2 separate regions of the Homo sapiens genome follow, and region 2 is linked to region 1. Evidence: chromatin loops called from intact Hi-C (ENCODE). Cell type or tissue: endothelial cell of umbilical vein. All regions are shown on one strand. Links, peaks and the distances in the headings refer to the core of each region. The heading gives the core; the rest is flanking DNA.

Region 1 (16,739 bases), core at 3,392-11,391:
AAAATAAAATAAATTTACACAGCATCACTTACACTGTGTTGTATTGTTTACAAAGCAGTCACTAAGTCCAATTCACATTCAAGGGAAGGGAAAGTAGGCTTTTTTTTTTTCTTTTTGGATAGGGTTTAGATGTCGTTTAGGCTGGAGTGCAGTGGTACATCACGGCTCACTGCAGCCTCGACCTCCCAGGCTTAAGCAGTCCTCCCACCTCAGCCTCCCGAGTAGCTGGGACTGCAGGTGCATGATGCCATGCCTGGCTAATATTTTTATTTTTTGTAGAAATGAGGGCTCTCTCTGTTGCCCAGGCTGGCCTCGAATTTCTGGGTTCAAGTGATCCTCTTGTCTCAACCTCCCAAAGTGCTGGGATTATAGGCATGAGCCACTGCACCCAGTTATAGACCCGATATTTATTTGTTTATTTATTTATTTAGTGACAGGTTCTCACTCTGTTGCGCAGGCTGGCGTGCAGTGGCAGGATCTCGGCTCACTGCAAACTCCACCTCCCGGGTTCAAGCGATTCTCCCACCTTGGGCTCTGGAAGACCCCATCTTTTGATGGGGAGTTACAAGGTCACATTAAAGATTATGTGAGGTGGGAGATACTGTCTTGGCCGTCTTTGAAAATGCAGTTTGCTACGTAATATAACTCACTGAGAAACAAGTGCATTTGTTTTCATAGTTGCATAAAATTCAGTGGGTGAAATGCAGTGTTCTTTGTAACGATGACTTATAGAAGACTAGGAATGACAGGACATGTGCTTAATGCAAAAAAGAATAACTCCCAAAAACTATTAAGTGACATATATATATATATATATATATATATATATATATGGTTTTTTTTTTTTTTTTTTTGAGACAGAGTCTCACTGTGTCACCCAGGCTGGAGTGCAGTGGTGCAGTCATGGCTCACTGCAGCCTCAACCTCCTGGGCTCCAGTGATGCTCCCGCTTCAGTCTTCTGAGTAGTTGGGACTACAGGTGCACGCCATCACGCCTGGATAATTTTTGGGTTTTTTTTTTTTTTTTTTTTTTTGAGATGGTGTTTCACCATGTTACCCAGGGTGGTCTTTAACTCCTGGACTCAAGTGATCCTCTTGCCTCAGCCTCCCAAAGTTCTGGGACTTTAGGCGTGAGCTACTCATGTAGCCCCTATGCATCATATTTAATGGTGAAACTGTCAGTCCTTCACTGAAAATAAAGAGCAAAATAAGGTTGCCTACTGTCATCACTAATATTAGACTCTTCACTCAGATTTCTATATGACACAATTGGACAAAGACCCTATATATGTGTGTTTATAGAAAAGTATATAAATATATGGCCAGGTGAGGTGACTCACTCCTATAATCTCAGTGCTTTGGGAGGCCAAAGAGGGAGGATCACTTGAGGCCAAAATTTCAAGACCAACCTGGGTAACATAGAAAGACCTCATTTCTACAAAAAATAAAAATATTAGCCGGCCATGGTGGCATGCGCCTGTAGTCCCACTACTTGGGAGGCTGAGGTGGGAGGATTGCTTGAGCCCAGGGGTTCAAGTTATAGTGAGCTATGATCATACCTCTGCACTCCAGTCTGGGTAACAGAGCATGACTTTGTCAAACTATAATATATATGTACACACACACACACACACACACACACACACACATATGACACAGGAATGGAAAGGAAGAGACAAAACTGATTTGTAGGTGATATATTTATATTAAAAATGTAGACACTTAATTAGTGGAGCAAATGAAAATATAGAAAAATTTTACAGTTTAAAGATTTTTAAAAAATTGGTAGTATTCCTATGGACCACCACCAACAAAGTAGAAAATGTAATATATTAAAAATACTGAGCCGGGTGCAGTGGGATGACCTTGTAGTTGCAGCTACTCAGGAGACTGAGGCAGGAAGATCACTTAGGCCCAGGAGTTGGAGTCCCACCTGAATGACATAGTGAGACTCTGTCTCTTAAAAAAAAAAATGCTGTTCACAGTGGCTACAGAAACTTATAGTTTATAAGATTCCTAGCAGTAAGTACAACAAATGATATGCAAATTCTTTATTTTTTTTTTTAAAAAAAGACATAATAAAATATTAAAAGACCTAAAAAAAAGACGTAGATAAATGGAGAGATGATGCGCCGATGTTAATGGAAAAAGTACTCTGCATTATAAAGATCCCCTTACTCTCTCATTGCTATATCATTTCAATCAAAACTTTAACAGGATTTTTTTGTGGAACCAGCAGACTGATTTGTGTGGTAGAATAAAGGTCCAAGAATAGCAAGAAAATTGAGTAAGAAACAAGGAAGATAGGCTTTATACAAATGAGATAAGACTTGTAAAGTTAGAGTAATTAAGACCTGGTGGTATTGATGCAAAATAGAGACGTCAGTGTAATGGGGGCAGAACTATGTGATATCCGTGGGGAACTAACCAATTATTCAGTAAATGGTTTGGGACCAATGGGCTTAGCTGGCATATGGGAACAAAATAAAATAAGATTGTAACTTTCAGATAAGTTAAAGCCAGGAAAAACAAGACTTTAAAACTGTAAGAAAATAGAACATTTTAATGTTCCCTGAGTAGGGAAGGGTTTATAAGAAATAGTACAAAAAGTACAACTCAAAAAGTAAATGATAATATATTTATCTATATTAAGACTTAAAAAGTCTGTGTTTTATAGGAAACCATAAAGTGAGAAAAAAGTGACAGACTGAGAGAAGATATTTATAACATAACTGGATTAGTATCTAGAATGCATGAAGAACTTGTAGAAATCTATAATAGACACAAGCAGTTCAATAGAAAAATGGGTGAAAGATGAGAACAGGTAGTTTTAGCTGAGAAAATCTGAAAAGTCTGCAAAGTTTTGCAGCCTCACTAACAGGGAAATGCAAATTAAAATACACATATTACTTCACACCCGTTATATTTACAAAAAAGTTTATCAGTTCTAAGTAGAAGTGAGGTTGTTGAAAAGCAGGTACTCTCATGTACTCCTAGTGGCCGCGCACATTGATGCACCTGTTTGTTGTTGAGATATGAAGTGAAAATCACAGATACCTGTAAAAATAGCAAATTTTTCGATGTATAGCAAGGCCCTGTGCCAGATTCCATGGGTGTAGTGGATTGCATACCCAACTGGTCATCAGAGTCACCTGACAAAATCTGTTTTTAGGCTGCGTATTTTCTGGTGATCTTCCAGAGTTGGGGAAGACTCCTCCCCCACACTAGAGTTCAGTGAATACTTCACTGGGGAGTCAAAACATAAATACGCATGATAAATAATAAGAAAAAGGAAAAATCATTTAAGACTGATAACAGATGTTAGAAGCACTACGTGATTAATTGCCAAATAAATTGTAGAGATGGTCGTTGTTAATAGAAGAGGATCTTATTTTACACTGGGGCGGTCAAGACACACGTCAGGAAGAAGCTGAGACTTGAACTAGGCCTTGAGTGATGGGGAGATGGTGAGAACCAACCCTGAGCAAAGCACACAGGAGAGCAAAGCTATGGAGATTTCATCAGCCACACTCAGTACTAACCCCCTTGCCTGAGAGTCAAGACCTTTTATACTGTGGTCCAAATCAGCTTCTCCAAGCCCCTTCCCTACTGCTTTTCTTTCTGCACCTCTGGCCCTTGCCAAACACTCAGGCTTCCTGTCTGCCATTTCTTCCTGCAGTGTTCTGCCCAGAATGCCTGCCCTTCTGTTACTCCATGTGGAAATGCTCTACATTTTTAAACTTAATTTCCTTCATTAATCTTTCTCTAATCTGAGGAGGATATAACTCTGTCCTTTGAATACCCCTGTAGAACATCATGCCTCTCTTAGGGCCTTTCTCTGGCTCTGCATTGTCTTATGAAATTCTATCTTACACCTCCCTTTTTGGATTGAGCTCCTGAAGGCAAGGACTGTCTTACTCACATTATCTTCATCATGGTGCCTTGCACCTAGATGCTCAAGAAATATTTGTATGATTGAATTAAAGTTGAAAGTTGCAGTCAATCTTTTTGAAGATTATTCTGGCAACAGTGTGTATCAGAGAATAAAGAGCCTGAAATCAGAAAGTACAAATAGCAGAAGGTCTTGGGGGATGGTGCCCAGTAAGAACAGGAAAGATCAGAAGAGTCAGGAACTTACTGCATATGGGGGAGGAGGTAATAATGGTCTAAGGCGCGTGGATCCTCAAGGCTTAGAGAACTGAGAAGCCAGCAGGAAATAAAACTGTAGCACAGTTGGGTTATTGCCATTTTGGTGACAGTTTCATGTGTTTTTTTTTTTTTTTCCTGTGTGAGTGTGATTTTGCTCAACATGAGTTTGGTAACTGGGATCAGAAAGGTTTTGTTCCTTGGTACATTTTACAGAATGGTTGCTAAGCCAACAGAACTCAGAATTGAGTTCAAATCCCAGCTATCCCACTTATTCTCTGGGGGTTTGGGGTAAGTCTCTTAGATGCTGTAAAATTTAAGTTCCTCAGTAATGAAATGGGGGCACAAATAGAACCTCCCTCAGAGTCGTAGTGAAAGTCGAATAAGGCAGCAGTGATTGAGCTCTTATTATGCACTAGGCACTGTTCTAAGCACTTGAACTTACTTAACCTTCATAGCATCTCCATGAGGCAAGTGGTGGTGTTGCCATCACAATACGTGTGAAGAGAAAGGAGGCAGAGAGATTATGATGACTTGCCCAAAGAACACAGAGTTCACACTGAATTGGAACTGGAACTTGGGCAGTGTGGTTGCAGAGCACCCAGTCTTAGCTGCTGTGCTGTTTCTGACTCAGTATCTGTCACATAGTAAACATTCCATTAGAATCAGCTCCTGTTTCTCCTCCCAGGGAAGACACACAGTACATTTTGCCTGAGATAACTGTCTCACCAGATGTGTATACAGTCACGTGGTAGACTGGAAAGCACATTTGTGAGTGTTAGTTCTCATGGTCCTTTGAGTTTTCCCTTACCTTTAAAATGCAAAGATGCTGTTGAAAGTGAATAAACTGATACTGTGGAGAAAGCATGATATATCACAAAGAATGCCATTGTGGAAAAAGTTCACTTTGACTGCTTAATGAGGGGGAGGGGTCTCCTTTGGGGGATGATGAAAGCGTTTTGGAATTAGATCTGAGGGCTGCACGCATTGTAGATGTATTAACTGCCTCTGAATTGTAAACTTTAAAATGATTAATTTTATGTTATGTGAATTTTACCTCAATAACAATTTTTTTAAGTTAATTCGAGTTGGGTTTTACCTTTGGAAGTATAATTACAAAGCGGGCAATACTTCATGCTGTTAAAATTAAACTTGATTTATTAGACGGCTGACTGCTTCCGTTGTTATCCACAGCTGAAAAGGAGATGAAGATCCTGCTTGTAGCTGAGCAGTCTTTAGAAGTCTGCTGCATTCTTCCCAAATTCCATCACTCTAGTCAAGAGTAAGAGGATTTGATAATAGGGGACTGGTTTCCTCTCGGCTCTGTGATAACTGGGGACTGGTTCCAGGAGGGCAGGTACTTTGTATGTGAGTTTTCATGTACTTCACATTATGTCCATGTCACGTTCTTCAACTTGATCAGCCTTTGAATTTTGGCATGGACAACAAACTCCACATTGAATTCAGCTCTAGAAGCTGGGATTCAAATTTGACCCCAGAATGGACCCCAAGTGATAGCACAGCAGCCCTTCCCCCCTCCCACTTTCCTGATGGTAGAAACAGGATAATTAGCATAGGTTTTCAAGAGATGATCTCTGCTCAGTTGTTCTGTGCCTTCTCACTTGTCACTAAGGCTCTTAGCCCTGGCTTGAAGGCTTTTGCTAATATTTCTTGGGGAACAAAGTCTTTCTCTGGAATCCATTCAAGGTGGGTAGTTAATGGAATGGCTGTCCTTTAAGCACAGAGAGAGGGGTGGTGTCACCTATGCCTTACAGAGCAGAATAATAATAATAGAATTGGTCCTCGTTCGAGTGTTCCTTCTCAGATTTGTGCTCCCGTGTTCCTTGGGCACTCTCACTGGCTAATTCTCTGCAAACATCACAACTCAGGCATGGAACCTCTCATACTTCCTCCTGTGCCCCCACTGCAGGCCTTCAGTGCATGGTGGTGGTTTTGGTTTTGGTTTTTGTTTCCTCTCCTCTCCCGTTTTAGAAACACGGATGTCTTATATTCCCACAAAAGAATTTAGGAAATTAACCTGTTTACAAAAAGGTCCACACAGGTTTGACATTGCTTCCTCAAAGCACCTTGTTCACAGTTGCCCTTCTAGGTCAAGCTCACCTTCACCTTTTTTTTTTCCTACCTCCAGCTTCAAATGTCTCCAGGTGCCTGCATAGCTGAGCAGGAGAGGTTCCTTTTTTATGCAGACAAGACCAAAGAGGAAATTGTTCATTCTTTTTTTTTTTTTTTTGAGACAGAGCCTCACTCTGTTGCTCAGGCTGGAGTGTAGTGGCGTGATCTCAGCTCACTGCAACCTCTGCCTCCCGGGTTCAAGCTATTCTCCTGCCTCAGCCTCCCGAGTAGCTGGGACTACAGGCGTGTGCCACCACGCCCGGCTAATTTTTTATATTTTTAGTAGAGATGGGGTTTCACCATATTGGCGAGGCCGGTCTTGAACTCCTGACCTTGTGATCCACCCGCCTCGGCTTCCCAAAGTGCTCAGATTACAAGCATGAGCCACTGCACCCGACCCGGAAATTGCTCATTCTTTGGTATTATTATTTTTAGTTTCTTTGTACTTGATTTATTCTGTGGGCAGGAGAAGGGGAATATACAATATCTTATTACAGGAAATACTAGACACCTTATCTGAAAGTTTAGTAACAAACTTCCCTCATGGAATGCCTTTGGGCTGTTTGGCCCTTAAAATATGTTTTCTTTTTTATTTTATTTACATTTATTTACTCACTCAACCACTCAACAGACGTTTGAGTTTCTATGGGAAAGACATTTTAGATAGATGCTGAGGATATAAAAATGAGTAATACAGTTTCTCTCCCCTTAAAGTATTAATCACCTGCTAAGAAATGCAAACAAAAACCAAGTGTAACTGTGGTAAGTGCTTCATGGAGATATAATATATATATATACTAGTAGTGGATTTTATGGTTTACAGAGCAAGTTAACGTATTTTTTTCTTATTTCCTTGGGGTAACAGTCTTCTGAAGCAATTGGGTGACTCTGGCTGAGAGTTGGGACTCAGACCTTATGATTTGTCACTTTTTTGTTGCTCATTCCCCCTCTCCAGCACTGAGTGATGTGGGATTCCATGACTGATAAGTTTGTTCTCTGCAGTAGCTCCTTTCTTAAGTTAAATTACTGGAAAACGGAAATGTGTGTGAATTCCTTTTCCACTCCCGCTGTCCTTGGACAAATTATTTCATCTCTCTGTGCTTTAGTTTTCTCATCTATAAAATGGTGATAATATTATCTGCTTCCCAGGACAGTAGTGAGAATTAATTGAGTAGTTGATGGTCAGAATGATCTTGCCTGTATGTAGTTGTCGAACTTCAAATATTTTGAGAATCTGAAAAGCAAGAAATATTTCTCAAAATTGTTTAATTTGGAATTGTGGGCAGTATGTTTAGCATACTTCCAATCAAGATTTTGGTGAAGCTTTTTAATAATGGGGAAAGCTCTGTATAGTGTTGTGTGCAAGATGAATTGTGTCTGTTTACATTGGATTTCAGCTCTGTCCTACCTGTGCAGTTAGAGCCACCTGCATTAGAAATTGAAAGTTGGGATTATAGAATGTCAAGAAATGGCAGCTAATTTGGTTTTCCCAAAGTATAGGTCACCATCCTTCATCTTGTCTTTCTGGTCTCAGGAGCCCTTAGTGGAGAAATCAGGGATTTTTCTTGGGTTATGGTGTATAGGATTTTGCAGTGTTTTAAGTCCCCAGGTGGAGATTGGAGGTGGCCAGCCTTCATGGCAAAATCGTGGGCCTTGAGCTCCTATCATCTGAAGCTTCTAATTGCCCTTCAAATTATAAACAAAAAATGAAGGAAGTTTTAAAAGGTATTTTTATATGTTAATATATTTTCTTAGCAACATTTTCAACTCTATATAGTTTTTACTTTTACCTGGATACTAGTAATCCATAGTTGATTTGATGCCATTAAACTTTCATTCATGTAAATTGTCTCTGTATTATGTAGTTGCCCAGTTCTGGATGCATCAGAGTTGAGGGTTGCTATTTTATCTTACCTATGCTTTTCAAATAATATTGATAACAGAAATAACCAGAAATGGACCTTGCCTGCGCTTGGGTCCATTTGTTGGGAGATGCCCATTATGCTTTATGAACACTGTGTATTATTCTTAAAACACCTTGAGCTGTTAGAAAACCAACCCCATTTTATGAGTAGAATTAAACAGGACTTGGAAAGGGGGAGTGCTCACCCAGAGCAGTTTAGATTGAGTCAGCAAGAGAAAGGAGGGTCCCCTAAGCCACTGCTCTTTGTCATGCTACGGTCCAATCAGAAAGGCCCAGATGATGTGGATGCTATGGTTCCTGGCTTTGGGCCCCCAGTCACACAGGCCACGCTAAATAGGATACTGCATCTTACTTGGCATTTATTACCCTTGATGGAGGCGGAAATAAGAACTGTTGTATTTGGATCTTCCTAGAGCAGTTGGTGAACTGATGGTGCACTAGACTAAAAAATTCACAGAAACATCTGGAAAGGTAAGATCAAGTACTATAAAGTGTAGGACAGTTTCTGGCAAAGTAGCCTCCTTCTTGGTAGGTTGAGTCTTTGGGAACTTGGGGACGAATCCCTGCAGAAGTCCAATCTGAGCACCTTGCTATTCCTTCTCATGAGTAAGCCCACCACATTCTCCTTCTCCTACTTTCAGGATAAACTTCATCATGGTATTTTGGTGCACATCTTCATTGGGTAGTATCCAACTATATTTTCCACCGTCTCTACATGGTTTAGAATCCTTTCATTTTCTATGAAATGGAAACCCTTGAAAATGCCCCCAGAGAATGCACATCGTGTTCTCTGCAGCACTCTGTATCGCTTGCTTTGGTCAGAGGGCTGCTTCACGAAGAGCTGAAACTTTGCTCGCAAACATCCCTCCAGGGCTGGTAATCTTCCAGACAGGATGGCCCACTTGATAGAAATGTTTTCAGCACAACCTTGCAGCAGATGTTTGCTCTGGTGTGCTGGCGTAACAGATGCTGACCATATCTCTTGAGGGCCTCCACGTCCCTCATAGATGGACTCTACTGCTAGTGTGAGTTATGCGTACTTCAGGGCCATAATTAAAGCTCCTAGATGGAGGGGTGGGGGTAGATACTGGCTGTGTTCAAAGTGGGTGTTTATGGTTGATAGGAAAAGGCAAATGTTTTGTCTTTGCTGAATTTTTAGAAAGCTAGGAATGAAGAATGAGACCCAGGGGAGAGGAAAAAGTTTTGGCTAAGTTTGTTTTTATCTAGATAGATAGATGGATAGACAGAGAGATATATAGATAGAGATATTCATTTTCCAGGTTAGGTAAAAATATAAGCATAAAAGGATTTTTTTAAAAAAGGATTTTGTTAGATTCACCTTTTTTTATTTTTTCAATTGTGTATTTTGTTTATTTCTATTTCTTACAAATGCCCTCTGTGACATTTTTTGGTCTCAAGAATGAGTCATTAACCTGAAACCTCTTGAGCATGTACATGGCTTTTTAGGTTATTTCTTTACAAGGTAAGTCAAGTTGTTATTAGATTTCTTTATACTCATTCATCTTACAGATATTTACTGAAGATCTGTAGAATGCTGAACATTGTGTGAGTTGTGAGAAATGCAGCAATAAACAAAAGACATGTTCCCTGGTTTCTAGAATTTTATTTATTTATTTTTTCTGAGGCAGAGTCTCACTCTGCTGTCCAGGCTGGAGTGCAATAGCGCGATCTTGGCTCACTGCAGCCTCTGCCTCCCAAGTTCAAACGATTCTCATGCCTCATCCTCCCGAGTAGCTGGTATCACAGGCACCTGCTACCATGCCCAGCCAATTTTTATATTATTTAGTAGAGACAGGGTTGGCCAGGCTGGTGTAGGACTCCTGACCTCAGGCGATCCACCTGTCTCGGCCTTCCAAAGTGCTGGAATTACAGGCGTGAGCCACCATGCCCGGCCTCTAGAATTTTAATTCTATGAAGAAGACAGATTAGGTGAATAATTAGATATATAATTATAAATTCTCATAAGTGCAATAATGGAAATCTGCTGAGTATTATGAGAAATCATAACAGGGGGACCTAACTTAAGAAAGGAATATCTGAAGATATTTCAGTTATGACCCCAGAGATGAGGAGGGAAGGATAGAATCAGAAGAGCCCCCCAGGCCAAGGGATCAGCCTGTACAGAGGCCCTGGAGAAGGATAGGCTTGGAACTCAGGGGAAGCTGAAAAAGTAAGTGTAGCTGGAGTGTGTGGAGCAAAAAGGAGAATGGAGAGGGGTGAAGTAACAGTGATGGGGAGAGGTCAGGTCATGGGGACCTTGTGTGCTCCATGGCAGTAATAGGATGTCCTGAGGGCCTCTCAGGTGCCAGGCACTGTTCTCAGTGCTTTACATACATCGGTTCATTGACCACATAGATAGGAGGCTGTGTAACTTACCCAAGTATGTACAACTTGGAAATACCATAGCTGGGATTTACTCTCAGGCAGTCTGGCTTTAAAGTCCATGCTGTTGAACACCTTGCTAGAGTTTTGTGCTGAGAATGTGACAAGTTGATAAGGAATCTCAAACAGGGAAGTAACATCAGTTTTCCTGTTTATTTTGTTATTTTTAAGACACAGTGTGGAATTTGGGTTGTAGTAGGTCAAGGGGAGTGGAAACTGAGCGCCAGGTAGGAGTCAGTGTGATCATGGAAGGTGACCCCGAGATTGGATGAGGGTGGTGGCAGTTGAGGCAGAGAGAAGTAAAGTTTTTTTTGTTTTGTTTTGTTTTTTTGAGATAATATTTTGGAAGGCAGGATTGGTGAGATTTGGTGTTGAATCAGAAGTGGCAAATCAGAGAGGACAGCGTCAGGGAGGACCCCCCGCTGGCACAGAGCCACTGGGTAGGGGAAGTGCTGCTTGTTAAGATGGGGAGGTAAGTTTAGGAGGGAGAAGTGAAGATCAGGAGTTCCCTCTTGTATAGCTGGTTTTGAGATGTATGTTTGTTTTATGGAAGAATGGATTCAAAATGTACATAGTTTTTAACTGGATAAATATGATTTTTTAAAAATAGTTTTAAAATATTTACTAGATAGAAAGGAATTAGTTGGGAGAATTTTGGACTTAGGTTTCTGGGGCTCTGTCTTCACTATTTGTTTGGGTCTCTGAATGAGGCTGATAAATTAGTGCCCCTTCTTCCTTCCCCAAGTTCTGAAGAAAGAGAGATGGGTTCAAAATATTACCTATAGTTATTGATACAGTTCGGACTATGGGACATAGATTAGTGGGCAGGGGAAGAGCCTACCCTGGAGAAGAGGATCAAAAAGAGCAGCTAGCTCCCAAAACTACCAGGGCGCTGAACCATGCATGCCAGGTTTGTTTTTTCCACTCTCCAAATAAGCAGCTTCCCTACCTGGGGTGGGGTGACGACTGGCCAGAAGATGTGCCAAAGGCCTCTCTGTACATGAGTGTAGCTGTCTGGAGTGGGGTCTCTGCTCTTCTGTATGCCGTCGTTCTTGTCAGATGTGTCACAGGATGCCTCTGGGTTCAGATGTGGCGTGGTTGGTTGTGGCACATGGCTCTGCTTCAGGTCACAGGATGACTGTTTCTAGGTCTTGGATTTTAGGTGTCTGGTATTGGTTTTCCTTTTTCTGGTACATGCCCACCTCCTTATGTTAACATCCTCACTGTCTAACTACTCTTGTTCTTAACCCGTGATGTATTTTCACTCCTGCCAGAGAAATTCAGTCTAGTTTGGCTTTGTGTCTTGACAGGTCCACAGAGAGATTGAACAGGATCCTAGGGGAGATACTCTTTGGCCATTGGTGGTTGGAGGTGATGAACTGTTTGCAGAAGTGGATGCGTTTAAGAGACAGGGTCGTCATTGCTGCCCTGATTTCTCCTCACAAATGGAAAACTATTAATGTATACAAAACAACGTGCACTTAGCTGACGGATTGTTTTATTCGCATACTACAGTTGGGGCTTCATTTATAGAGGGAAGTGGTGAGGTTCCCTCCATGCGACCTTCCGTGGTGGCTCCCCGACTTCTCCTCCCAACATGAACCTCAAATTGACTGCAAAGCATGGGTTACCAAAGAGAATTCCACCCCTTCCTCATGGTTTTTTGTTAGCATGTGTGGCGGTAGGGGGGTCTTGCCTAAGACCTTTTTTGTGTTGTTGTAAACAAGAGGCACAGTGACCTTGGCTTTTCGTGCTAGGGTGCGCCTGCTGGGATTCCCTAAAGTAGGGGCATCCACTGAGCCGCACAGCAGCAGAAATCTAGAAGTAAATGGACGGGGTGGCACAGAGGTTTCTGAAATGGCCGTGAATAAAGAACAAGGCGTTGACGTCACACGCCAGTGGATGCTGGGGATGAAGGTTTTAGTACCTCCCGTGTATGTATTTAGTTTTTCAGGTTTTACACAGACATGAGAGTGGGTTGACATGAGTTCACAGACATATTCTTCATACCCCTGAGGCTACTTGTGCTGTAGATTATATTTGGAGACTGTTGACACCTATGGAGTAGTCATTTTCGGCCTTATCTAGAAGCACAGCTCTGCTTATTTTAGACTGATTTTGATAATTTTGAAGATTTCATGTCACCCTTCCCAGCTGACACATGTCTTTCTAAGAAGTGTCATTTCATAAGCACTGTACTTTCCTAAAGATAATACAATACTCAGGAAAACAGTGATCCTAAGAAAGAGAAGGGAGGTCATTTGGGTTTGAAGAGCAGGGACACAGAAGTGTGCTCCCAAGTGGGAGTATCCCTGCAGTGGGTGTGCTGTGGAGCTCGGACAGCACCTTTAGAGTGGGCGGGCAGGTGGCAGTGGGAAAAGTGAGGTCAGGTGGAAGAGAAGTCATTAAACCCCTTACCTAGCTGTCTAATGAGCAAGGAAGCACTTGCATATCATTTCCAAATTATCTGTAGAGAAGAGAAACCTTTCTTTAAATGCAGAATTGGAATATATTTGACAATCTTCTGGTTTAAATTTTTTTTAGTTAAATATTGAAGAGTTACAAAAGAATATAGCATTTGTGTATGGTATAAAAACAGCCACACGGTGAACTGTCGCCACCACGCAGCTTAAGATTGCACAGACTGGGCCGGGCGCGGTGGCTCACGCCTGTAATCCCAGCACTTTGGGAGGCCAAGGCGGGCGGATCATGAGGTCAGGAGATCGAGACCATCCTGGCTAACAAGGTGAAACCCCGTCTCTACTAAAAATACAAAAAATTAGCCGGGCGCGGTGGCGGGCGCCTGTAGTCCCAGCTACTCAGGAGGCTGAGGCAGGAGAATGGCGTGAACCCGGGAAGCGGAGCTTGCAGTGAGCCGAGATTGCGCCACTGCAGTCCGCAGTCCAGCCTGGGCGACAGAGTGAGACTCCGTCTCAAAAAAAAAAAAAGATTGCACAGACTGTTTCCTCTCCGGTGCAATCCCCTGTCCTTTCCACGCAAAGATAACCACTAGACTGGGTATTCTGCTATAACCCCCCTCCTTTTCCTTATGGCTTGCCTCATATATGTGTATTGCTACACAGTATATTAGTTTTGCATGTCTTTGAACTTCCTATGAATGGAGTCATGGAGGAAAAATGTCCTGCACCTTGCTGTTTTCATTCCCCTTTATCCCGAGAGGCAGCTCTGCATCCTGTGGTACTTCACAGCCTTGTATGAATAGAGCGTCTTTTCCTTCTCTTTTCTGCTGTTGATGGACATTTCAGTTGGTTCCAGTGTTTTGCTGTTGCATACAGTTCTGCTGTAAACTTTCTTGCACACATCAACTGGCACACATGCACACGAATTCTTTAGGGTATAGTTAAGACAATTTTTGAGTTACAGGTATGCGTATCTGCTATTTTACCAAGAAAAGCAGATTGTTGTTTTTCCAGCTGTATGTAAGAATTCCAGTAACTTCACATCCTAGCCAACACTTGATAGAATCAGACCTTAAAATGCTTACCAACATTATAAACTTGAAATGTCTGAGTGATTTTAATTTGTATTTCCCTGGTTTCCAGTCATATTGAGCATCCTTTAATGAGTTTATTGGCTATTTGTGTTTCCTCTTTATGAAGGGCCTATATAAATCTTTTGCTTACTTTTCAATTTGATTGTCTTTTTCTAGATTTGTAAGAGTTCTAGATACTCATCTTAAATAATGTGTGTTGCAAATACCTTCTGGCTTGTGGCTTATCTTTTCACACTTTTTATGATTGGTTAAAGATTAATATGTTGTTAATTTTAACGATTTTATCCTCTCTCCTTAAATGTATCAGCCTTTATACTTTGAGCTTTTATTTGTTAGAAATCTCTCTTGGTCATTTAGGCAGTCTCCTATACTTACTGTTTTCTAAAAGTTTTATAATTTTGCTTTTCGTATTTAAGTTCTTAGTCCGTGGGTTTGGTGATTGTGTAGCATAAAGAAAGAGACCAGATTTACTTGTTTCTGTAATACATCACCAGGTGTCCCAGTGTCATCTCTGGAGAAGTCCAGCCTTTTCTCCACTGATTTGTGTTGCCAGCTATGTCAAAGTGAAATTTCCATAAGAGTGTGAATCTGTTTCTAAGCTGTTTTGTTCTGTTGGTCTCTCTGTCTATTCCAGTGCTTCACTGTCTAGCTTTAGGATAATTGTTGATAGTTGACTTAGCAGGTCCCCTACCTTTTTCTTGTTTTTCAAGAGTGTCTTGATTAGTGGCACTTTATTCTTCTTTAAAATTTTTAAAATCAGCTTGTCTTGTTCCACAAACTAACCAGCTGGGATTTTGAATGAGATAGTGTTGAATCCATTTGAGTACGTTCCCTTTATCCGTCTTTTTTCTATTTGTGAAGTCCTTTCAAGTCATATTTTTATCCTCTTTCCTTTCCTCACACTACTTCTGCACCCAAAGTTGCAGCTTTTCCCCTGAGAGAATATATAGTAGATTTCAAAACCTTTGTCTTCTGTGTTAACTCTTTGAGGTAAACTTTACTTGAAAATCCAACACAAAGAATTTGGGCATTTGAGGAGTTTGTATTTCCCTGGTTACTAATCATATTGGGCATCCTATAATGAGTTTATTGGCTGTTTGTGTTTCTTTTTCATGAAGGGCCTGTGTAAGTCTTTTGCTTATTTTTCAATGGATTGTCCTTTTCTTTTTCATTTGTAAGAGTTCTAGATATTCATCTTAAATAATGTATGTTCAGTTCACTGCCTTCAGAAAGGAAGCTCTCTGGCTGTTTGGGATTCTGTCTTGGCTGGGTTTCAGAGCTCAGGCCCAGGGAGTGGAAACCCTTATTTGTGTGGCTTTACTGTCTTTATGAGACAGGGCCACACAAGCTCATAGGATCTCAGGAATGTTCTCATTATTGATAATGCCCAATGTGGGAAGAATCTCTTGGCTTGGGATGAGAGGGGTTCCTAAGAAGTTCTCTTGGCTCTATTTTATTCTTATGATTTATATAGGAGCAATGGTAATTTTTTAATTTTTTTATTTTTGGTCTCTCTGATTCTAAAGAAAAATTTGGAGGAGAGAATAGTTAACTGTAGTCCTACAAGTTTTCTTAAATATCTTGATATTTTGAACAGTTGGGATATAAGTATTCATGAAATTTATAAAAATTTTTGTCTTCACCTACATGGAAGCTTAGAAACTACTGCTCCTTTGTGGTTCTTTTGACTGCTGTGAACCAAGAAAAAAAAAAAAAAAAAAAAAAAAAATATATATATATATATATATATATATATATTTTTTTTTTTTTTTTTTTTTTTTTTAAGACGGAGTCTTGCTGTGTCACCCAGGGTGGAGTGCAGTGGTGCGATCTCCACTCACTGCAAGCTCCACCTCCCGGGTTCACGCCATTCTCCTGCCTCAGTCTCCCGAGTGGCTGGGACTACAGGCGCCCGCCACCACGTCCAGCTAATTTTTTTTTTTTTGTATTTTTAGTAGAGATGGGGTTTCACCATGTTAGCCAGGATAGTCTCGATCTCCTGACCTAGTGATCCATCCGCCAAAGTGGTGTTTTCTTGTTTGTTTGTTTGTTTGTTTGGTAGAAGGCTTCCCTTCAAGAAATAAAAGCTCTCCGGGTAGCTGGTCAGGCGTTCTGAGGCCACAGTTGGTTGTGTTTTGTTACATTGTTTTGTTTGGTCACCAGGAGCTGGAAGTACATCATTATCTGATACTCTTCAGGGTCCTTTTGGCATCTGGGTAATTCCTGTATTTCCTTTGTGTTAATGTAAGGCAGGATTTAAAACTCCGTGGTAGCCTGCCCCTGCTACCATTCAGTTTTTTGCAGTTGCATCCAGGGTCTCCCTTGGATCAGTTGTGATTTCTGCTTAAGGCACAGAGTCAACTTTCCCTGAGGCCTCTTGAGAGTTCGGAACCCTCTAGCTGCACAAAGCACAAACGGGCAGTCTGAAACTCTTGAGGAAGGAAGCATGGGGCTGTCAGTAGAAGTTAATAATCAAGTTATTTGTTACACTGTGATGGGTGTTGATATTATTAATTCAATTGCCCATTTATATGTGAAACTCATTTTGATTTTAGACAGTGAACATGTTAAATTCTAAGATACAATTAGAATAATTCAAGAGATGTATTTTCCTCGGTG
Region 2 (16,739 bases), core at 3,306-11,305, 62 kb before region 1:
TCTCCTTCCCCACTTCCCTGCCTCTTCTTGGTGTCTCCCACCCTCCCCACTCCTCACTCATGCCTCCCAGCCCCTCGCTAGCCATGGCTCTCCTCTCTCCCTTCTTTCATTTCTCTTGTGACCTTTCATTCCCTCTGGAATTTTAAAAATACACAGCCAAAGTCCTCTCTTCCTGCTGAAGAGAAAGCTGCTTTCCTTTTCCTGCAGCGCCTGCTTGTAACATCAGGCAGCTGTTGATTGTCTCCCCATTGCTGCTGCTTGAGGATTTGTCGCTGTGAGCTGAGAGGGAAGTTTTGCACATCAGAAAGAGCCTGGTTTATTTTGAAAAACAAAACAGGACTCCAAAGTGGTGAATATTTTGAGTATGGAATAATGATCCTTAACTGTATACATCCGTATCCGTTTGGGGTCATTTTTATCATGTTTGCTTCTTGGTTTGAAAAATGTCTTGGCAGCCATCCAGCCCTTGTAGAGCCTCAGGATCAAATGGTTCCCTTATGTGTAGGAAGTGAAGCTTCACTTTGAAAACCTCAGCAGTGAAGAAGAGAGACTGACTGAATAATTGAGAGGTTGAAGGAAGCTTCTGGTGAATGGATCCAAATCAAATCTTTGAAGAGATTTATGTGGCAACAAGGCAGTCCCCTCTTTACCCTCGCCTGGCTTTGGCTGTGAAAAAACACCTGCTGTGTTCATGTGGCCCCCTTCTGTTAAATTTACCACATTTTCTCACCTCAGGAATCACAGGAATAAGCAAAACAAATGTGTTCCAGCTAACATAAATACATGGGCCTACCTCCCCCTTTTTTCCTCCCAGTTTTCTATATACTTGGAACATTCTAATTATTATTTTTATTATTATCATTACTATTTTTTAAGAGATGGGGGTCTTGCTATGTTGTCCAGGCTGGACTCAAACTGTTGGGCTCAAGTGATCCTCCCACATCAGCCTCTGAGCAGCTGGGACTACAGGCAAGCCACAATGCCTGGCTACTTATTACTAAACTTCGCTGCCGCTGGCATATTAATTTGTTCTAACTACCCAGTGTCTGATCTGACTACAACAGTCTTGATGAACGGGTTTCCCTTGGCATTTTTACATGAATACTTTGAAGCAGCTGCTCTGTGAGAGGGTTGGTGAAATAAGCACCTGAAGGTGTGAGTTCCCTGCTGTGCAGCGGACAGGCTGGGCCTCTGCACCTCCTGGGCCTGGCAGGCCTGCTGCTCTATGAAGAAACTAACCTCTCATGCCAGTGCAGACCCTACTCGTTCTCCAGTCTCAGCTCGGTTCCTGGCCCATCCCGCGGCCAGTGCTCCCTCTTCGCACTGTCTCCCCTCTGCGCGTCACTCGCTTGGCAGTTCATCCTCTGCCTCCTCGTGCTGACTTCTGATCCCCAGCTCTTCATTCCTTGCGGTCTTATTTCTGAGTTGATTGTCCTCCGAGTTTGTAAACTTATTAAGGGTAAGGACTTAATGATGAAGATAGTTTCTCTCCATATGAGAGGCTTGAAGAATATTGATGACTCTTTGTTCAAGGTAATCCTTTTAAAAAGTTCTTCACTATAATTGAGTGTCTTCAATCCAGCATTTTAAAACTTTTAATAGTTAATAGTTATGAATCAGCACATTAAAGAGAAAAACTTTTACATGCCTCAGAAACCAACCTTAAAAATTTTACTTTTGGAGCCTGGTCAACACAGCAAGACCTTGTCTCCACAAAAAAATTAAAAACATAATAAAATAGCTGAACATGGTGCCATGTGCCTGTAGTCCCAGTTACTTGGGAGGCTGAGGTTGGAGAATCGCTTGAGTCCAGGGGTTAGAGGCTGCAGTGAGCCGTGATCATGGCACTGCACTCCAGCCTGGGCAACAGAGCAAGACTCTGTCTCCAAAAAAAATAATAATAATAAAAGTACTTTTGGAAAAAGCTCACACATTAAACTCTTTCTTCTTGTTCTTCCTACTCCTCCTTCTCCTCTTCCTCCTCCTCCTATCACCTGACCTCTTTTTCCTAGGTCTTTCAGATAATCATGAATTCTGGAGATCTTAGACCTCAGAATCACACAATAGGAGGCCTTTCATCTCAAACTCTCAGTTTATTTCTCTGACAGTGTGCGTGTATGATGTTCCTAATTGAAGTTGCTTTGGGGCTGAGACACTTCAAATCTTGAACTGAAGCCAAAATGTGCCAGTTTCTGTCAAATTCTGTACCGGATACTGCAAATTAATTTTGCTTTTGCCGAGTGTCTGTGAGCAACACCTGGGTCATGTCTTTCAGGCTAAGTAAACTTGGTTTGATCAGAGAAGCATTTTGGAAGAAATGCTAGGTCAGTTTGTGAAGCTTTAAATACCAAGGTATGGGTAAGGGTGGAGCCAAAGTAAATGGCTGCCTTCTGCCTCTGAGAGTTACATTGATGGTTAATCAATTTCACATATATTATGCTAAAAATACTGTTCCTTTTCAGGAAGTCATCCAGATTGGTAGAACTTAGGAAGATAAAGAGGAGGAAATAGAGATTAAAACATTAAAAAAAAAAACCCAAACAAAACAAATCTTAGATTATTAGGTTTTTAATTAAACATGATGAACACATTCAAATATAACATAAAGGCCCCAGGCTGAACTGCACCTAATCGAAACAGATTAAGTCACCCTTCCATGCTTGGGTGGTTATTAATTCTGTTTATTTATGCATGCGAGCTGAAGGTAGCATTTGCTGCTGTTGTGTTGGTGCTTATTGCACTGGGATTCCGTTGCCGCTTGATGCTGTGCTCTTAATTAGCATTCAGCTGTTGATTATGGAAATACTGGGGATGCTAATTGAATTCTTTTTAAAATTCAGGGCCTGCATTTTCCTTGTGGAGTTTGGTTTGACTTGCAAGATTGTAAGATTGGGTGCTCCAGTGAGCTGTGCATCTCACTCTTTGCTTCCTATCCACTTAGCTGCGTTTTGGTTTTTAAAATTATTTTCATGTTGAATTCGCTTTCCGCAACAATCCAGGTGTTGCACAAAGTGAAGGTTCTGTTGCTTACCATGTTACTACAGGGTGTTTTTATTTCATCTTGGGTAACTATAGCTTTTATCTTGAAATACACTACCCATTAAATATTTTATATCAATTTTGATGTAATACATTGAGGTGAACAATCTAGATACAAATAAGCTCTGAAATTTTTATCCAAAAATAGTTAATCTGTGGTAGTGATAAACCTTAATTGGCCATGTACATGGATTTATTTACAAGCTCATAAATTTTAAAACATCTAAATCTTCCTTCAATTTAAAGCTCAGTCTATCATAAATATAAATGAAAATCCTTCTTTCAAAATTGACATGAGATGGCAAAGTAATTTTCTAAATATTTGTAATCCAGTGAACCCGTGCGGCCGGTCAAGGAATTACTTACACAGAATACACACAACTATTTGCAGGGTGTCTTTCCCCAGCAGCATCTCCAGATGCCTTTGTTATGCCCTTTTTGGAATGTCTGCTTGAGAAAACATTGTTTTCATTGTTCACTCTTTTCAAGCTAGGCATCTGAATGTGCCAGAAGACGGGGCTGCTTAGTGGGGCAAAAATACAATGAATTTTATTTACTGTTTGCATGGCAGCTGAGGAAAATGGAATTCACAGCAAAATCCCCGTTAAGATCCAATAGCAGCAGGAGGTTGTGGAGGTGAAAACAGCAAGGAGGACAATGACAAAGAGGGAGAGAGGCTCTCAGAGCTTGTAGTTATGGTTACGTGGATTTCAGATACTAATAATCTTGGTGATTTTGTTTTAAAATTTTACATCCACAATATAGGGGAAGGGTTAGTTATATTTATTTTAGGAATGGTAAAATTTCCAGAGTTGTTGACCATTTTATGTAGTCATTCAAAAATGATGATAGGAGAGTCTTGTAGGTCATCTAGTACGAACCTTTTCACTTTCTTATTCTTTTTAGGGTTTTGTGCAGATTGTTTTTTTTATTGTTAGAACAACATCCTAAAATCATTAAAGGGAATTTAAAACCTCACCACTAACACGTCGTCTCACAGTGTCTGGCTTCATCGTCTCATTTGCTGGCTTCTTGCTCTCTTCTGGTCTTTGTTTATGTACGTACGTGGTTTTATGTCATTGTCAACTTACGTATGTGTACAGGTTTGCATACATGTGAGTTGAGTCAGAACATTGAAATTATCTTTCTAAAGAAATTATAACTTGAAAATTTTTACAATTCATTTGGAACCTTTGCCATTAACCCAAAATATAGATACAATGTATCTACTGCATCACATAGTAGGTACTTAGTACATTTTAAATTGAATCACAGTAGATTCTCCTCTCTACTAACCACCCTTCCTCCAGTTTTAAATGACAGTGGTACTGTTTCTTATGAAGAACTAAATTTGTATATATGAGAGTAGGAAAAATAAGAGAAATAGAAATGTTGATATATTACACGTATGTACATATTACTCCATATTATGTATTCTTAATGTGACCTATAGTGAGAATTAGCCCTTAATATTAAAAAAGAAAAATGTAGATTCAAGTGAGATTTGCCTGAAGTTCCAACTATTAATAAAATTGGACTATTTTTCCTATGGTTAATTCCCATCGGCCTTTGAACCAAACCCTTGCTTAAAGAAGTCAATAGTATGGATAGAATGGAGTTTATTGTCAAGTCCTTTCGGAAATGAGACAGCAAATTAAAAATCAATTATATGCACAGAAAAGTTGGTGTAAGGCAGTCAGTTCTGTCAATTAGTTTGCAGAAAGATTCTACTGTTTAACAAGCTCTAAAGAGAAATGTATTTTTAAAACCCTTTAGTAAATGAAATAGGACAAGCATTTTATTAGAAGGGAAGAGATATTTCAAAAATGTATTTCAGTAGTTCATGTCAGTAGAAGTCGCCTCTGGGATAAATGTACAGATTCAGCTGTGACCTTTCCATTCACATCCACGGCTCACTACTTTCTAGGCTTCCTCTTTATGCTGTGGTCAAAGAAGTTAGTATGCCCATTTTGCTCTTTGTGTTTAACAAGATTATTCTTTTCTTAGTGTCTTTAACCGGTACTTTTTTTAAGTCCATCATCCCCAGCCCTACTTTTAGATTAAAAAAATAAAAGCCAGCATACCTTGTGCTGTTCTTTAGGGCCGTGTGTGTGTATGTATATGTGTGTGTGCGCGCATGCGCACACGTCTGTGTTTAGACATCAGGGCTATACAGAGACCTGGAAAGTAACCCCACATTGAATATAAGCACACCTTAAATTACTCCTGGCTGCTTGGGATAATCTTTTTAAATCGAAGAGTACTTTTGACGGTATATTTTTCATTTTTGCTTGAGCGGGGAGTAAGGGGAGTAATGGGGGGAGTCTTCAGCTTGAAAGATTAATAAATACTAGAGCAGTGGGTTATTGAAGCCATGTTTCCATCTCATTTTCAAGGGCATGTAAAAAAATGGAGATAGCATACACTTTCAGCCACTCTCTATCATCTTTCTCTGTTCATTTAAAAAATGAGAACAAGGCACAAGGGGACTTGAGAGATTGCATTTGTTCTCCCATAGACAGTGGTTATTTTATAAACGAAGAGGATGGAAAACCCTTTTCTTGTGCAGTTTCTTAGCAACAGAATTGGAGTCAGTTTTAATGCGTGTGCTTAGAACATTCTACGTATAGTGACATTGGAGTCTTACATTTTCACAGGTGAGACATATTACATTGGTAACTGGAATTGAATGTTGGGAGAAGGAAACAGGAAGTGAAAAATGAGAACCCTACCATGAGAGGAAGTCATTCATTTAAAGCTACCTCCTCTCTCCTGGCATACTTCTGTCTTAAATCTAAAGTCTCCCTTAGGCTAGGCGCAGAGGCTCATGCTTGTAATCCCAGCACTTTGGGAGGCGGAGGCAGGGAGATCAAGTGAGGTCAGGAGTTCAGGACCAGCCTGGCCAACATAGCGAAACACCGTCTCTACTAAAAATACAAAAATTAGCTGGGCGTGGTGGTGCGTGCTTGTAATCTCAGCTACATGGAAGGCTGAGGCAGGAGAATCACCTCCCCAGGAAGCAGAGGATGCATTGAGCCAAGATTGTGCCACTGCACTCCAGTCTGGGTGACAGAGCAAGACTCTGTCTCAAAAAAATAAATAAATAAATATATAAAGTAAGTAAGTAAGTCTCCCTTAGGTAGAAGTAGTGATGGCCTTGGTAGCCCCCTAATTGCCATCTTCACTAGAGTGCCAGCCTATTTTGTATCTTCTCTAGTAGTGTTTTGTTATTCTTTTCCTAACACCCTGCATGCAACTAATTGACACTTAGATTTGATTTTGTTTTTGCACTTGCCTTAAGACATTTTTCCGAAGTACCTTTATATAGGTGAATTCTAGTGTGTTTTCCACATTTATGAGGCAAAGTACTGAGCTATCAGGAAGCAGCATGTGTTTGGTGGTTATAAGGGGAGAAAGACAGTGCCTGATATTGGCCTCACCACCTGAGCATGGGGCCTCAGGATCTGTCTGTCTGGCTCTGCATTCCTTGCAGAGGAGTTTGGTGTCGGTTTGGCTCTTCCTGTGATTGTTGACTGTGTGAACATGAAGATAGAATGATTCCTTCCTACTTACCAAGTTTCTCATTCAGTTCTGATTTTAGCTCACTAGTTGAAATTCATTCATTCTTTCATTCTGGAAATATTGGTAGAGCATTGACACTCTGCCAGGTGATACAGCAGTGAACAAAACAGACAAAATTCTCTGCCTTCATGGAGTTGAGATTGTAGTGGGGAAGGAGGATAGATTAAAACAGTCTTGCTAAGTGACATGTATAGTGTGTTAGTCCTGAAAAAATTAAAAGCAGGAAAGTGATAGGAAATACCAGGTAGAGGGGTTGAACTTTTTCTTAAGGTAGCCATGGAGAGTTCACTTTTGAGTAAAGACCTTAAAAAGTGAGGAAGCTAGCCTTGCAGATACATAGGGGAAGAGAATTCTGGGCCAAGGAAACAGTGCAAAGGCCCTGAGGTGGGAGCATGCCTGAGTGTGTTCCAGGAAGAGCAAAGATGCCCCGGAGTGGATGGAGAAGATGAAGTCGGAAGGCCACCAGGATCTTAGACCAGAGATGTTCACTCCTATTTTGTACCTCACAGTTAAATTACATTATCAAATTAATGAGGAATTCTTGAGGGCTGTTCTGTTTTCTCCTAACATTGTATCTCTCATAACAGTGTTTTTACGGCTTCAGTTATGTAGGACTCTGAGTCATGCATTCCTCTGACTTCTGCAGCTGCTCATTGTGTCAAGATTGAAGCGTTTTTGTTTTGTAACTGGTTTAGACAATATTTACTACATAAGTTTACTATAAATTCAGCATTTGTGAGAGGAGCTGTTTTTCCTGAGTAGGAGCAAGAAAATACCTGGAAAGAAAAGTGTACCTGCTCTACCTCTATCTTGGAGCAGTCATTACTCTTGTTATCAGCCTGTCCTGACAAATTTTAATTCAGGAAGTGAACACTGTGGAAAACTTAAAACTGTAGATGTCATGCTCTGAATTATAACACCTAATGAAAAGAGTCATCTCAAAAATCTTCCTTTCTTGAGTCAAATACCCTGGCTTTGAGACTCAGCTCAGGGGAGAGTCCCTCTAATACTGCTGTTTGACAGAAGAGGCCAGCTTCCCTTGTCGGCCGGCATTTGCTTGCTCTAGGCCTGTGGTGATTATTCTTAATGTCTGGAGGATGGATGCTACGTGCACTGACTAACTAGAATGCTGGGCCAAGCTTAATGTTCCCTAGTAGTGTTCTGATATTCTTCTTTCCCCAACACTCGTTCTTCTGAGAGGTTAGGGTGCTCACGAGGCACTTTAGAATGAGGAGTGGCCCATGACTGATGAAGGCCGGGACGTCACTGCATTTTGCAGGCCCTGCTGCACCAGGTTGGTTTGACAAGTTCATTTAGGTGCCTCCACACAAAACTAGGAAGTCTTGAGGGCAGGGTTGTAGTTTAATTCTTTTTGTATTCACAGAACCTGGCCCAGCACCTGGAGCAGGATTGATAATAAGAAAATATCATTTGAGTGGGTGGAACAGAAGAGAAACCTCACATTGCTTCAGTGCAGTGACCTCTTTGGCTGAGCTCTTGAGCTGCCACCGTCTAGGGAGAATTAATTAACTGGATGTGTCCCTGTTCTTTTCCTCTCAGTAGCTTGCTTTGGAAGGAGCAACCAACTCCTTCCAGTTTGTGGTTTTATTTTCTAAATTCCAATTAAAAAAACTCGTTCATTGCCAACATCACCTGATGTGTACTGATGATACGTGTGGTTGAGATGTTCTATTATGGGAGAATGAGTGATGGAGAAGGAAAGAGCTCAGTGGGCAGCACAGGTGAATCTGGCTGTTCTAACACACCTTCCCATACAACTCAGCACTGTTCCCCCAGTTCAGGAATCGTGCTCCCTTGTGATCTCGCCACTGCACTCCAGCCTGGGTGACAGAGCGATACCCTGTCTCTAAAAAATAAAAAATAATAATAAAAAAAGGAATCATGCTGCTAAGAACACCAGGAAGATTGTTATTCTGAAAATAGGAGGATGCCCAGAGTTGCCCTGAACAGCTTCGTCACCACTGCCCCGTGTCCCTCCTGGCTCTGCTGTCTGAGGGCTGCTGACGTCCTGGCACCTGAGCTCTCTGGGGAAGGCACAGTTACCTCCTGAAGAAGATAAGCCAGGCTCTTCTCTTTCCTATATGGAAAACTCATTTTTGGGGTGGGTTGGTGGGCAGAAGCAGGAAAAACAGGCCTGGTGGTTTGTGGAGAGAAAACTGGCCTGAGAGTCAGAGGTGTGGGTATCAGTACTCAGATTGGCTGCCACCTGTGTGGCCTCAAGAAAGTATGATCTCCCCACTCCCCTTCTTGAGTCTTCAGTTTTGTGGGGGTTTTTTTTTGTTGTTTGTTTGTTTGTTTGTTTGAAACAGAGTCTTACCCTGTCGCCCAGGCTGGAGTACAGTGGTGCGATCTTGGCTCACTGCAACCTCCACCTCCCAGGTTCAAGCGATCCTCCCGCCCCAGCCTTCCAAGTAGCTGGGATTACATCCTCACACCACCACGCCCAGCCAATTTTTGTATTTTTAGTAGAGATGAGGTTTCACCATGTTGGCCAGGCTGGTCTCGAACTTCTGACCTTGTGATCCACCTGCCTCGGCCTCCCAAAGTGCTGGCATTACAGGCGTGAGCCACCACACCCAGCAAGTCTTAAGTTTTTTTTTTTAATCTAAAAAATTATAGGAAAAGGAGAAGGAAAGGGAAGGGGAAAATTCTGAGGTGCTGGCAGCTGTGTTTGACAGGAGGTCAGGATTAAGCCCATCTTGGTCTGCTGCCTGCCCCATCCTTTCACTTCCCAGGTGAAAAATTGGCCACATGATTTATCTAAAGCTAACAGAGTCATTCCTGTTTAAGAAATTTGAAAACACACGTGTACACATGCATGTGTGCGTACACACACACACAGTGTCCTTTTGTTACTGAAAGTTCTGGGATCTCCCTTGAAGCTGATTTGTAAGTTTTGATCATACTTTTATTTTTCTAAGCTTTGCCATTGACAGTAATGAAACCAAATCTCCTAGGCTACAGAGATGCAGGCTAATGAGTACCATAGACTCCACCAGAGTGGGAGGAAGGATGGCCCATCACTGCAGCCATGCTCTGTGCTCTTCTGTCCCTTGTGCTCCCCTCAACAGCAGCTTGGAGTCTTCTCTGGGAGCCACTGTTTAATATTAAAATCTGTGGAGGTGTCACACATTTGCTAATAAACTGTTTTCCAAACAGACATGTTCATCCTAAATATTACTCATTTTCTTTTTTCAGATAGGGCCTCTAATTAATTAGGGTGACAGAGCTAAGTAAGCTTGGTTATCCAATTTTAAAAGAGAATTTTAGAAAATGAATTAAAAAAAAATTTTTTTTTGAGACAGAGTCTTGCTCTGTTGCCCAGGCTGGACCAGTGCAATGGTGTGATCTCAGCTCACTGCAACCTCTGCCTCCCGGGTTCAAGTGATCCTCCCACTTCAGCCTCCCCAGTAGCTGGGACTACAGGTGTGTGTCACCACACCCGGCTAATTTTTGTATTTTTAGTAGAGACAGGGTTTCACCATGTTAGCCAGGCTGGTCTTGAACTCCTAACCTCAAATGATCTGCCCACCTTGGCCTCCTAGAGTGCTGGGATTACAGGTGTGAGCCGCCATGCCCGGCCTAAGGAGATCTTGATAAGCAAAGGTTTGGGAAACTGGTTGACCTCGACCAAAAACCCACCTAACATTAATCTAAGAAATAAAGGAGCTTTGCCTAGAGAAGACCTGGAGCTTTGATCTGTGGTGATCTCTCCCACGTTGAAGTCTTGATTTCATCAGGCAGAGCTGTTCCAATTCTCAGAGCAGCTTAAAGAGTGGGGTGGGCTCTGGATTTTTGGGATCCTACTGCTCAGTTCAGTCCATGGAAATGAAATTCTCCAGTCCTTTAGCAATAACAAAAGTAGAAAATTATTTTCAGATCGTCCTTTGAGACAACCCAACTTCTTTGTCAGCTTCATAGTCACTTTCCAAGTTTATGACCCCAGAGCAATCTGACCTTGGTAGCTTGTCTCCCTCATTAAATTCTCTGACTTCATAATCAGCTCACATTCCCTTCCTCTCTCTCCCTCTCTTTTTAAATATCTGTAAAACATTCAAATGATCCACGTAGATTTATCTTGCTTTTAGGCCACACTCTGAGATGTGTAATCCGGTTGCTCACACATTTAGAGGAGTCCATGAGCATCACGCCATGCTACTCTCCACTGGTTTGAACATCTTAGGCACTCAGGCATTCCGTTACGAAGATGGGCATGTGTACGGGTGCACTCTACTGAGCCTGAGTATCTTCACAAAAGGGGTGGTGGATTCTTGAAGGTGAAGAGCAAACATTTTTGTCTGTTTCTGGATAATTAAATTTACCTTAAAAATATACATGGAAAAAGGAAGGTCTTTATTTTTCATCTTATACTGAATTTAATTCTACTGCGTTTCCATTCCTACTCTTGTGTGCAGGGCTCTGCTGGATGTTTGAGACCGTTGTATCCACTGTTTGCTCTCATAATTCTTCCTCTAGTTGAATCTTCTGTTCCTATCATTGTTAGTTTGTTCTTCTATTATTCAAGTGACTTTTTTTTTATTTGGCTTAGTTTTTTGGAAACAAGACTTAGAAAAAACATTATTGATTTCTGTGTACAAAAGGAAGGGAGCGTATCAGTGACTTTAAACAAACAGCATTTGTTCTTTCACTGCTAAGATCTCTGCAGGAGTTACCACCAACCTTGGTAACTGCTTGGCAGTATGGCAGGTGACATGCCATCCCACTGTGGTATCCTTGACTGATTTGGGTAGTGGGTGTAAATGAGTGCTTGAGTTGGATTTATCACCACAGAATCTAGAGAGGGGACAGCAGCCACACAATTGAAAATTTGTTTTGAGTGCCTCTTTTGCTTCAGATGGTGTTCTGGGGCTCACAGGGCCTGCTGAGGTGAGCAGCTTGCTCCCTGCTCTTGGACAGGGAGATCAGGAAGGGTGCTGTAGAGGAGGCTTATTTGAGAGGACCTTGAAGGATGGATAGGATTTCACCGGGCAGAGTTGACAGAGGTTAGTTAATTGGAGAACAAGGGCTAAAAGAATTTGAGTGGTTGGTTAGTAGCAAGTTGTTGCCCAGTTTGGATGAAGCTTATGGGTGGGGGAGGATGTGAGGTAGCTAATTCAGAGCCTTCCACTTTTGACTGAGAAGTTTATGTTTAATTCAACAGGAAACGAGGAAAAATTATATATTTTTGAATGTGTGGGGAAGGATAGGACTGGAGCTGCCCTTGAAGACCAGTCTGGCAGTAGCATTGGAAGAGTGGAGGTGGGCTGAGGACGTCTTGTAAACTTGGCTGTGCGTTAGAGTCATCGGGAGAACTTGAAAATGCCCCAATGCTGGCCTGTACCCCAGCAAGTCAGAGCAGAATCCCTAGGGTGGGACATGGGCATCCAGGCCCTGAGAACTACTGGACTGGATCAGGACTATGCCCCTAGTGAGAGACGTTGAGAGCTGTCGGTGTACAGCAGCACTTCACACTATTAGCACGCTGGAGTCACATGAGGAACTTCAGACACACAGAGCAGAAACTTGGGTCCAATTTAATTCATCTGGGGTACAAGTTTCCAGTGTCCCAGGATGTTAGGACACTAATATGCAGCCAAAGTGGGTGGAAGATTGGGCTAGAAAATTGGTGGGAGGTCGGGATGTTGAGGCAAGGAGTATTTTTTTTGTTCTTTTTTGAGATGGAATTTTGCTCTGTCACCCAGGCCGCAGTGCAGTGGCACAATCTCAGCTCACTGCAACCTCTGCCTTCCGGGTTCAAGCTGTTCTCCTGCCTCAGCTTCCTGAGTAGCTGGGATTATAGGCATGTGCCACCACACCCCAGCTAATTTTTGTATTTTTAGTAGAGACGGGGTTTCGCCATGTTGGCCAGGCTAGTCTCCAACTCCTGACCTCAAGTGATCCACCCGCCTCAGCCTCCCAAAGTGCTGGGATTACAGGTGTGAGCCACCGCGCCCAGCTGAGGTAGTGAGTATTGACTGCATTGTTGACATAATGGATAGTTAAGCCCCAGGCTGCATAGAGAACATGGGGAACCAGTACAGAAGTGGTAGAGGAGTTGAGGGACACAGTCAAGAAGAGGGATGTTGTGGGGGTCATGGTAGCTGTGCAGTAAATAGGGAAAATCTGTAGTTTCACATCTTAGGTATGGCTACCGGTAGATGGCTAGGCTGGAATAAAGAGCACCAAGAATGGTAGACACAGACTATTAGAAGGGCCGTGGGCAACCTTTTCCACGTTCCTGAGAGTGCTGTCGAAAGGTAGGATGGAGGAAGAGACTTAGCTAGCTAGGAAGAGACTTTGGTGCTGGTCACAGGATAAGAAGGAGATGGGTTTGGCAAGTGGTTGACACTGTGATGGGGGAACCCGGATGGGCATGGTTGATGAGACGGTGAGACAGGATTGCTACTGTTGACAAAACAACTTCTGGCCCTATAACTGGAGGGGTTAAAAGGGATTCTGTGTGGATCTGAAAGTGAGAAAGCTGCAGCAGGGCTCGGGGGTTGGGGTATGAGGCCTTTTGGAGAACTGCGTGTGAGAGGACAGTAGGTCTCTAGGGGACGTCGTGCGAGGCATCAGTTGGGATTTGCTAAGGTGAGCTTCTGGTCAGAAGGACGTCTAGTCTGGACTGGGCTGGGAATACAGGAAGGGCTGGGAAGGAAGGAAGCGTGTGCTATGCTGGTCATTTAGGTCCCATGGAGAGGGAGGTGAGCGTTGCCTCCACACGCAGCTCTGCTGGGTGCTGTGCTTCTCGGTGGCTGTTGGAGCTCCTGGCTTCTCAGTGGGATCACTAAATCGTTAACTGGTAAATGGAGCCGAAGTGCATTAACATGGAGAGGTTGAAGGTGGAGGAAAGGTACGAGAAGATAGAGTTTTGTGAATGGAAGACTATGTAGACTAAGATCGCAGATTCAAGTGTTGGCTGTAGAATATATTCCTGCTGTTTGTCTCCTCAGTCACTCAACAATGAGTACTGACTGTGTACGAGGCACCTTCTCAACTCTGGGAATAGAAATAACCGTGGAGGTACTGTTCTCATGGGATTTGCATTCTAATAGGGACCACAGACAAATAAGCAAATTAACTTAAATAAGATGAATTCAGGTAGATGCCATGAGGAGGATAAACTAGTTTTGCCACACACAGACTGAGTAGGGTAGAAGTTGTATAGCTATAAAAGTGACTCCTTCAGGGTAGAAGCAGCTTCTCATTCCATGTTACTATTCTCTCTTGAGTAATTCTGGGTAAATGATACCACTGATCATTCATGTCAGTCAAGAGTGATCTATATTTTTCTAGCAATTCAAATTACTGACCCCCATCCAATAATCTTTGTGGTCATGTTTCACAATTGCCTATAAACTGCTCATTGTTAGGACCTGCTAAATAAATGTCTTTAGGACTCAATAACTTTCAGAGTTTAGAACAGATTAAATTTAGCTGAAAGGAAAGATGGGATCTCTGCTATGGAAGTGCAGTCACGTAGTGGTCTTTGACAGAGCAATCTGTGCGTTTTTCATACCTAGATGTGCATTTTTCAGCATGAGTTACACAATAGTAGAATATTTTTAAATTCTAACAAGATTCTTTGAAGTTTTTTCATGACATTTTGGATTGGGGGAAAGATTAGAAGAGAAAGGTCTGGTTCTTGTTAAAACCTTTGCTGATAATCTTATGTCAGCTGTGGGTGAATACTCCCCATGGCCAGGAGAGACAGAACAGGGAGAAGTTGGAGCTGAACCCAAAATGGGGCTCTGTCTAGCCGGCGGAGTTCCCTTTAAATGTCACTGTTGTTTCGTTTTCTTTGATGCTTTCTCAGTGTAACATGTTTTATCCAAACAGGCTGGAGGGCCTAAAACAAACAAACAGAAGACATGAAGGAGCTTGATGTGTGGATAATTCATTTCCTCTTTGTAAGGAACATTTCTTTGATCCTTTATTAGGCCACAAAATGTTTCTGCCTGCCGTTAGCCATTCTTGACTGTGTTGAGAGGCCCCGCCAATTCCAGCCGGCCTGGATTCAGAGCAGCCTGATCTTCCACCAGCCTGGGAAGAAGGCTGTAAAGGCCGATCTCATGTCTCAGGGCTGTCCCCAAGTTAACCAAGCGAAAGAGCTGCAGTGCTGTTGTGTGAGGTTTCATGCGTGAGGTTTCCTGTGTGAGTGGTGCTGACATCGTGTCCAGTCATTCTTCAGTTTGATTTTTCAAAAACAAGAAATTCTGGTTCTTCTTCCTTTTTTTTTTTTGTTTGTTTATTTGTTTGTTTGTTTGATTGATTGTTTGAGATGGAGTCTTGCTCTGTCACCGAGGCTGGAGTGCAGTGGCGTGATCTCGGCTCAGTGCAACCTGCGCCTCCCGGGTTCAAGAGATTCTACTGCCTCAGCCTCCCAAGTAGCTGGGATTACAGATGTGCGCCAGGGCCATCTGGAGGCCTCTGCACACGGCAGGCATTTAATAAATGTTTCTTCAATGACGTTTCCTATTAGCCACCATGCCCAGCTAATTTTTATGTTTTTAGTAGAGATGGAGTTTCACCATGTTGGCCAGGCTGGTCTCCAACTCCTGACTTCGTGATCCACCCGCCTCGGCCTCCCAAAGTACTGGGATTACAGGCGTGAGCCACTGCGCCTGGCCTTTTTTTTTCCCCCTTTTTATTCCCTTCCCTCACTTCTACTTTTTTCAGATAACTCTTCATCTATCTGTGGAAAATGCACCCAATAGTAATTATTTTCTTTAGAATATTTATGCTGAGAAGACAAAAGTGTTGGTAAACCTGCTTTCTGGTTGAGTCTGTGCCTTGGACCAGTTGCTGTACCTTGGGAGAGTCATTGGTCCTCTCACTAAGAAATGAGAGTAATAATAATTAAATAGTCCCCTTCTGGCTCTGAAAGGCCCAGATACTGATAATAGGAAACGTCATCGAAGAAACATTTATTAAATGCCTGTCGTGTGCAGAGGCCTCCAGGTGGCCCTGGACAGGAACTCCCCACCTCAAGAAGATGATGTTCTAATGGCAGTGGTGGACTTGGATGCCCAGAACATAGTGCTGGGCAGAATGGGGAAGTTCCATGGGGCACACAGAAAGATGGAAACACAGAGGAGCACGACATGACATAGGCATGAGATAGTAAGGGAATTTGTTCAGAGCCGCAGCAGTGGTGAGTGGAGTACTCAGGAATCCAAGTCAGATCATCACACCCAATATCGGCTCCCCAGACAGCAGAACTACCCTGTGAGGAGACACAGAGAGTGCAGGATGTATTCGGAGAAGCAGGCAGAGCCTGGCTCGAGTTGGATCTGGAGGTGGGGTGGCAGACGCAGGCAAGTGCCGCACACTCATTCTTCTGTGTCCATTGCATACACGGTCAACACAGCACAGCCTCCACTGGAGCTGAAACGAAACCTCAGAATCCACATGCTTGGTAGATTTTACCTCTGCATAAAAGTGGGGTTCCTCAGGCAGCAACCTTTGCTGTTCTGCAGCCTCTGCTGGTGATACCCAGGCAAACAGGTTCTGAAGTGGACCTCCAGAAAACTCCAGCAGACCTGCAGCAGAGGGGCCTGACTGTTAGAAGGAAAACTAATAAACAGAAAGGAATACCATCAACATCAACACAAAGGATGTCCACACAGAAACCCCATCTGAAGGTCACCAACATCAAAGACCAAAGGTAGACACATCCACGAAGATGAGGAAAAAACAAGGCAAAAAGTCTGAAAATTCCAAAAACCAGAACGCCTCTTCTCCTTCAAAGGAGTACAGCTCCTTGCCAGCAAGGGAACAAAACTGGATGGAGAATGAGTTTGACAAATTGACAGAAGTAGGCTTCAGAAAGTGGGTAATAACAAACTCCTCCGAGCTAAAGGAGCATGTTCTAACCCAATGCGAGGAAGCTAAGAACCTTGAAAAAAGGTTAGAGGAACTGCTAACTAGAATAACCAGTTTAGAGAAGAACATAAATGATCTGATGGAGCTGAAAAAAAAAACAGCAGGAGAACTTTGTGAAGCATACACAAGTATCAATAGCCGAATTGATCAAGCAGAAGAAAGGGTATCAGAGATTGAAGATCAGCTTAATGAAGTAAAGCGTGAAGACAAGA

The links. Hi-C counts contacts between places; a loop is a spot of excess contacts. Peaks named below come from ENCODE experiments on the same cell type or tissue, not always from the same donor. Only the 100,000 strongest peaks of a DNase experiment are listed, where the experiment ranks them.
Region 2: it touches region 1 in a loop (2.5-fold over the local background); 3 of 110 quality-filtered maps call a loop at or near these places.

Annotation. Positions count from the first base shown.
Region 1 is chr1:8,385,133-8,401,871 of GRCh38, reverse strand. All of the region lies in intron 12 of RERE (arginine-glutamic acid dipeptide repeats), which reads left to right. Among named protein-coding and RNA genes, the nearest start is that of RERE-AS1, 31 kb to the left of the region's middle. RefSeq lists an enhancer at 5,944-6,143. In endothelial cell of umbilical vein, for the core only: no CTCF peak of the experiment used is centred there; DNase peaks (open chromatin) are centred at 3,581, 4,101, 4,721, 6,761 and 1 weaker place; H3K27ac peaks cover 4,382 bases.
Region 2 is chr1:8,447,010-8,463,748 of GRCh38, reverse strand. The region is part of intron 11 of RERE (arginine-glutamic acid dipeptide repeats); the gene reads left to right. Among named protein-coding and RNA genes, the nearest start is that of RERE-AS1, 31 kb to the right of the region's middle. RefSeq lists enhancers at 3,224-4,121, 12,833-13,332, 14,237-14,736. In endothelial cell of umbilical vein, for the core only: no CTCF peak of the experiment used is centred there; DNase peaks (open chromatin) are centred at 6,598 and 7,328; H3K27ac peaks cover 2,045 bases.